2 separate regions of the Homo sapiens genome follow, and region 2 is linked to region 1. Evidence: chromatin loops called from intact Hi-C (ENCODE). Cell type or tissue: B cell. All regions are shown on one strand. Links, peaks and the distances in the headings refer to the core of each region. The heading gives the core; the rest is flanking DNA. Region 1 overlaps AEN (apoptosis enhancing nuclease). Region 2 overlaps ACAN (aggrecan).

The links. Peaks named below come from ENCODE experiments on the same cell type or tissue, not always from the same donor. Only the 100,000 strongest peaks of a DNase experiment are listed, where the experiment ranks them.
Region 2: it touches region 1 in a loop (20-fold over the local background); 2 of 110 quality-filtered maps call a loop at or near these places.

Annotation. Positions count from the first base shown.
Region 1 is chr15:88,622,876-88,625,611 of GRCh38, reverse strand. All of the region lies in intron 1 of AEN (apoptosis enhancing nuclease), which reads right to left. Among named protein-coding and RNA genes, the nearest start is that of AEN, 2.9 kb to the right of the region's middle. RefSeq lists an enhancer at 1,542-2,736. In B cell, for the core only: CTCF peaks have their summits at 880 and 1,081; DNase peaks (open chromatin) are centred at 1,081, 1,821 and 2,323; H3K4me3 peaks cover 331 bases; H3K27ac peaks cover 1,900 bases.
Region 2 is chr15:88,804,322-88,807,338 of GRCh38, reverse strand. The region is part of intron 1 of ACAN (aggrecan); the gene reads right to left. Among named protein-coding and RNA genes, the nearest start is that of ACAN, 2.4 kb to the right of the region's middle. In B cell, for the core only: no CTCF peak of the experiment used is centred there; a DNase peak (open chromatin) is centred at 1,758; H3K27me3 peaks cover 1,611 bases.

The DNA.
Region 1 (2,736 bases), core at 1-2,500:
ACCTGGAGAAAGAATTTCATAGGAAGCCCGCAGTAACTGAATAGTTGTATTTTTTTGTAATATGATAACCAACTGTAATTTATTTATTTAATTAATTTATTTATTTTGAGATAAGTTCTTGCTCTGTCACCCAGGCTGAAGTGCAGTGGCGTGATCACAGCTCACTGCAGGGCTCAAGTGATCCTCCCACCTCAGCCTCCTGGGTAGCTGGGACTACAGGTACACACAACCACACCTGGCTACTTTTTTTGTATTTTTAGTAGAGATGGGGTTTCATCATGTTGCCCTGCTGGTCTTAAACTGGGCTCAAGTGATCCGCCCACTTCGGCCTCCCAAAGTACTGGGATTATAAGTATGAGCCACCGTGTCCAGCCTTTAAGTGTAATTTCTTTACCTGACGTTGTAATTCATTAATCGCCACAGCATCTAGAAACATTTAAAAGTCCTGATCTGAAGTGCTTGCAGATTTCTGTGATGGGCTCCCACCCAGCGGACTTTAAGCCCTCGTCACTGAATGCTAGGATAAGAGGTGCTGTCGTTCATTGCTGCTACAGGAAATGTCTGATGTTCATGTGAGTTTGCAAAACCCAGCATCTTCCCAACAGCTGAGGCCATAACTTGGAAAGCCTGTCTCATTTGTTATGCCAAGTCAGTCAGTACATTTTTAACAGATCAAACAAACTAGGGCTTTGAAGTCAGGCAGAGCAGGGTTTAACTTGGCATTTTTTGAGGCGGAGTTTCGTTCTCGTTACCCAGGCTAGAGTGCAGTGCCGTGATCTCGGCTCACTGCAACCTCCGCCTCCCGGCTTCAAGCGATTCTCCTGCCTCAGCCTCCTGTGTAGCTGGATTACAGGCATGCACCACCACGCCTGGCTAATTTTTGTATTTTTAATAGAGGTGGCGTTTTGCCATGTTGGACAGGCTGGTCTCAAACTCCTGACCTCAGGTGATCCACCTGCCTTGGCCTCCGAAAGTGCTGGGATTACAGGCGTGGGCCACCATATTCGGCCTAACTCAGCTCTTTGTAAATGACCTAAACTGCTAAGTTTCAGTTTTCAGGCATGTAAAATGATCCTACCACCCCCTCTACTGTGTGAAGAGGAAACGACACAATGTATGCTGGGGTCTTCCTGTATTCTGAACAGTAGGGGCTCAATAACCACTGCTCCTTCTCCCAGAGAGGTTAGACTCTAGCCCGTGGTTGGCAGCCAGCTCTTCTCAGGCCAGAGCAGCCTCCGCCTGGACTCACTGCCCTTTCCCAAGCCACAGCCTCCCTTCCCACTCACAGCCCTCCTGCTCTTTCAGACTCAGCTACTGTTCCGCCACCACCCAGAAGCCCTTCTGGAAGAAACTCTGTCCCACTGGGTTGCACAGGCCAATGCCATACTGAGGCTCTCTCGGGTCTCCACTGTGCCAGATGCTGGGCGGCTGCACAGGTGGATCCTGGACTCCAAGAAGTTTAGTTTCATGGTGGAGACAGAAACCAAGCATAAAGTGTGTTAAGGGCTGAAGCAGAGGTGCTAGGGAGGCAAAACAGGCTGGAGGACAATTCTCTGGAGGCTTCCTGGAAGAGGCTACATCTGTGTGCATGTACAACAGTAACCTTCCAGGTAGAAGGGAGAAGAATCAGTGGCCATGTTAGGGGCAAAGGCCTTAAAAAGGACTAACCCAGGGTGGAGGAAGAGGGCCCACCAGCAGCCTCAAGTCACTGGGGTGTAGAGCATAAGGCGGGTCATGCTGGAGGCACTGCTCCTCGCTCCTCTCTCCTTTGCACCATTTCATCTTCTGTTTCCTACTCTGGTGGCCCTTCCACAAGCCACCCCTACCGCAATCTGGTGTCCCCTGAATTGGTCTCTACTGGCCAAGTGAGTGGGGGAGCCCCAGAGGCACCTATGGAGGTCACTGAAATATCCCACAGTAGCCCTGACTCAGGACACTAAGTCTAGCTGGGGAGCAAAGAAATTCATCCCTCTGTGCTGAGCTCTTATAGCACAATTTGAGAATTATTACACCCTTCAAAGTCCATTGGTACACACAGTCTACCTCAGAGCTGTAAGAAGGCAGGTTAGAGCCTTGATTGTACCTTCCCCAACAGCCAGCCTAGAAGCTAGCATGTGGCAGGTCCTCTTCAGAAGGGTGTAGAAAGAGGTCTGGAGAAGATGAAAACCTGAGCAGTAGCAGCAGAGATTAAGAGAAATGGGAAGGGGATGGGAGGTGAGGTGAAATGCCAGGTTTGATGATGCCAGCATTTGCATAAAGAATCCCCACACTCTAGGGCAGGGCACCGCATCCTGACTTGACTCATCCAGACCTGACCCATCCTGACTCATCCACCCTGCTTGCTCATCCCATCCTTTCCAGGAGAAAAGGTCTCTCTTTTAAAAAGGTCTTAACTGTAACCAACTTCCTCATATTGACAGTCACATCTTAGAACTGACAAATTCAGAACCTTAATCTGCCTCAGCCCAGCAATGGGAGAAAAAAGCCTAAGAAGCCCAATGCCCACCCTGCTAATAACTAATTTGGGAAAGGGGGCTGGCGGATAGTCCCCTCCTTTCTCTGTGAGGGGCTGAGGCTAGGAGTAGGGTGGGTGGCTTTCCTGATCCTACTGGCAAGGTTTTAAAGAAGCCAGAAATTAAGTTATCTGAGAAAAGGTCTCTGTAGCCTCCTATTTCAAGAGAGGAAAGTAGTCCTTTTCCAAACACCCTGACCTTGCTTAAGAGAAGAGAGAAAGAG
Region 2 (3,017 bases), core at 323-2,822, 180 kb before region 1:
AGGAAGGCTCCTGTTCCCAAGATGTGCTCCTGATCCCCTTTCCCAGGGCAGCTGCTGGCCTGTCCCCTCCCCTGCTCTACTTATAAGCAGACCTTCCTCCATGCCCTGCTTCCTCTCTGACTCTGGGTCCTCTTCCTTGAACTTGCCTTTCCCCAACTCCAGCTTCCACCTCAGCTGCCTTGACTCCCCAGCACTTGGTGCAGTGGCAGCAAGGATGCCCCAGCACCTGCCACCTAGGGCCACAATGCTGAAATTTCTGAGACAGAAACATCATTGGGACCAATATAGTAAAAAAAAAATTAAATAAAAATATATGCAAATATCAAATTTGTATATATTTGCATATATACATTTATATTATAAACATACATACCCTTATAGAGGGCTTCAAAATAAATAACAGAAACAAAAGTTTCCAGAAACAGTACTTACCTTTGCTACATAGGAGGCACTATGAGATTATCTGGTATTTCCTATTTTATTAAGAACCCCGCTAAATTGATCTCACAACCTGCAGTTGGACAAATCTGGTGCTAGACATCCCTGCAGCAGCAGAGACAGACTCAAAGTGGGACTCTAGGCAGGGTCTCATGGGCTTCCTTTGGCTCAGCTGAGGTCCTCCTAAGGGCCCAATAAGAAGGGTCTTGGGAGGAACCCAGTTCTAGAAGGAATCATTAAAAAGAAATTCACTGGCTGGGCATGGTGGCTCACGCCTGAATCCTAGCATTTTGGGAGGCTGAGGCAGGCGATCACCTGAGGTCAGAAGTTCGAGACCAGCCTGGCCAACATGGTGAAATCTCGTCTGTACTACAAATACAAAAATTAGCCGGGCGTGGTGGTACACAAGTAACCCCAGCTACTTGGGAGGCTGAGGCACAAGAATCACTTGAACCTGGGAGGCGGAGGTTGCAGTGAGCCAACATTGGGCCACTGCACTCTAGCCTGGATAACAGAGCAAGACTCCCATCTTAAAAAAAAAAAAAAAATTCACACCAAAAGTTAGGACACACAGTCTCTTATCAAGAGAAAACATTTGAAATTTTTGCTATCCATAACTTGGGGTTTGTGACCCACAAGGGGGCTTAGGAGCTGTTAGAGGAGAGGAATTAAAGTTTGTGGTGCTTGCTGAGAGCTGGACAAGGCACCCACTTTATGTCTTTTAATCTTCACAAAAATCTCTTATCGGAGGATTTTCTCCCCTTTTTAGAGAAGAGGAAATGAAGCCTCTGGGAGGCTCAGTACCCTTATCAAAGCCATGTAGCCAGCGAGTGGCTGAGCTGGAATTTGAATCCCAGTCTTCCTTGCATGCAGGCTGTCCACCCTCCTGGCTCTTGCCGACTGTCTCAGGAGGTGAGCTCTCTCTTGGAGCTCCCTCTCTAATTGGGGAGGGGGCATAAGAGGAGGAGAACGCTCTGCCTTGGCATGCAGGGGTGAGTGGCTGCCTGGGATTGGGCGTGTGGGTGTGAGAGAGATGGGGAACAGGGGCAAGAGGTGTGCCTGGGTGTGTGGAGGGCTTCCGAACATTAAACAAAATATTCCCTTTTAAGTATGATTGTCAGTGAATATTCTAGAAAAAGAAAAACATTCATTTACTACTAGAATTAAGAATGATAATAGTAATATTAATAATATGAAACAGTTACTGAGTACTTGCCCAGTGCCAGGCACTACGCTAAGCCCTTTGCTTGGGTCATCTCATATCTGCTGTTTATTGAGTACCCGCTGTGGGCCAGCATTGAGCACAGAGCCTGGCACCTAGGTGGCGCTCAGCAGATATTGGAGAATGAATGAAAATACCAGGCACAGCACTAGAAACTACACGTAAGAATATCTAAATTAAACACAGCTCAAGGTAACCTGTGGAATTCCAGCATCTCTCCAAGAGATATCTTCTTCCTTTGGACAATTCCTTCTTCTGAAACTTTTTATACTGGGGAGATCTACTATTCTGCAATCTTTCTTTCAGGTTAGAACCTCTCCTCCCCACTGCCGCTCAATGCTTCCTCCCCCAACGAGCTTCAGGGTTTTCTTCCCCATTGCCTTTCCATTTCCTGCAGTTTCTCCCTGGAGCCTGTGATTGACAAGCCAACACTCCTAAACCGTATCTTCATAGTGCCTCCAAACCCACCTTGCCCAGGGTGCATGAGCAACCTGATTGCTCCTTGTCCATGGCAACCCAGGACAAGAAAGAGAGATAAGGATTAGAACCCAAGAATTCTGGACTCTTAAATCAGGACGAGGGACCGACTATGGCCTCAGAAAACCTGGATTCTAGTTCTGCCCTTGACCCTAAGTCACAGTTCAACCTTCAGAAATTCATTGCACCTTTCTGGGTCCACTTGCCCTCCTCTTCAGACGAGGTGGGTGAATTTTCAAGGTCCAGAGTCCCCTCTAAACTGTCAGACACCCACCCACTGCAGCACCCAGGACCCCAAAACACCGTGCTAACCCAATTCAGCTTTGTATTTTCCTCCTGGCAGCCAGCCCCACAGAACCAGAATTTACACATCAGTCAACATGCTGGAACTCCAGCTTCTTCATGGTGAAACCCTAGTAGGATCCTGTCAGAACCCAGCTCATGACTGAAAGGAGGATAATGATGGAAAAGTTTGGGTTGGATCCTGTCTCACAACCAGAGACAAGCCCCCACCCCCGCAGCTTGCTCTGCCCAGAGTGTGGTTCAGTTGACATACTGACAGCCTCCAACCCAGCCCCAGGGTTGGAAAGGGCTCCTGCTCCACCAGCATTGGCTTCGTTTGAAGAGGAACCCACAGACGGAAAAACCGCTCGTGGTCGTGTGTCCTCAACTCCCCTCCCCTTTCTTCCTTGAGAAATGCCCCTTCTTGGTTGGACACCCGTGTGTTCAGGGCACTGCTCTCCTCTCCCCTGCTGGCAGTTCAGTAGCTCTGTCCCAGGTTCTGCCACTCTCCCCTGGGCAGACTCTTCAGGCACTCTGGTCCCTGGAGTAAGCCAAGTGGCCAAGGATGGACTATCTAGCCTCGGCTTAGGACCCGCTG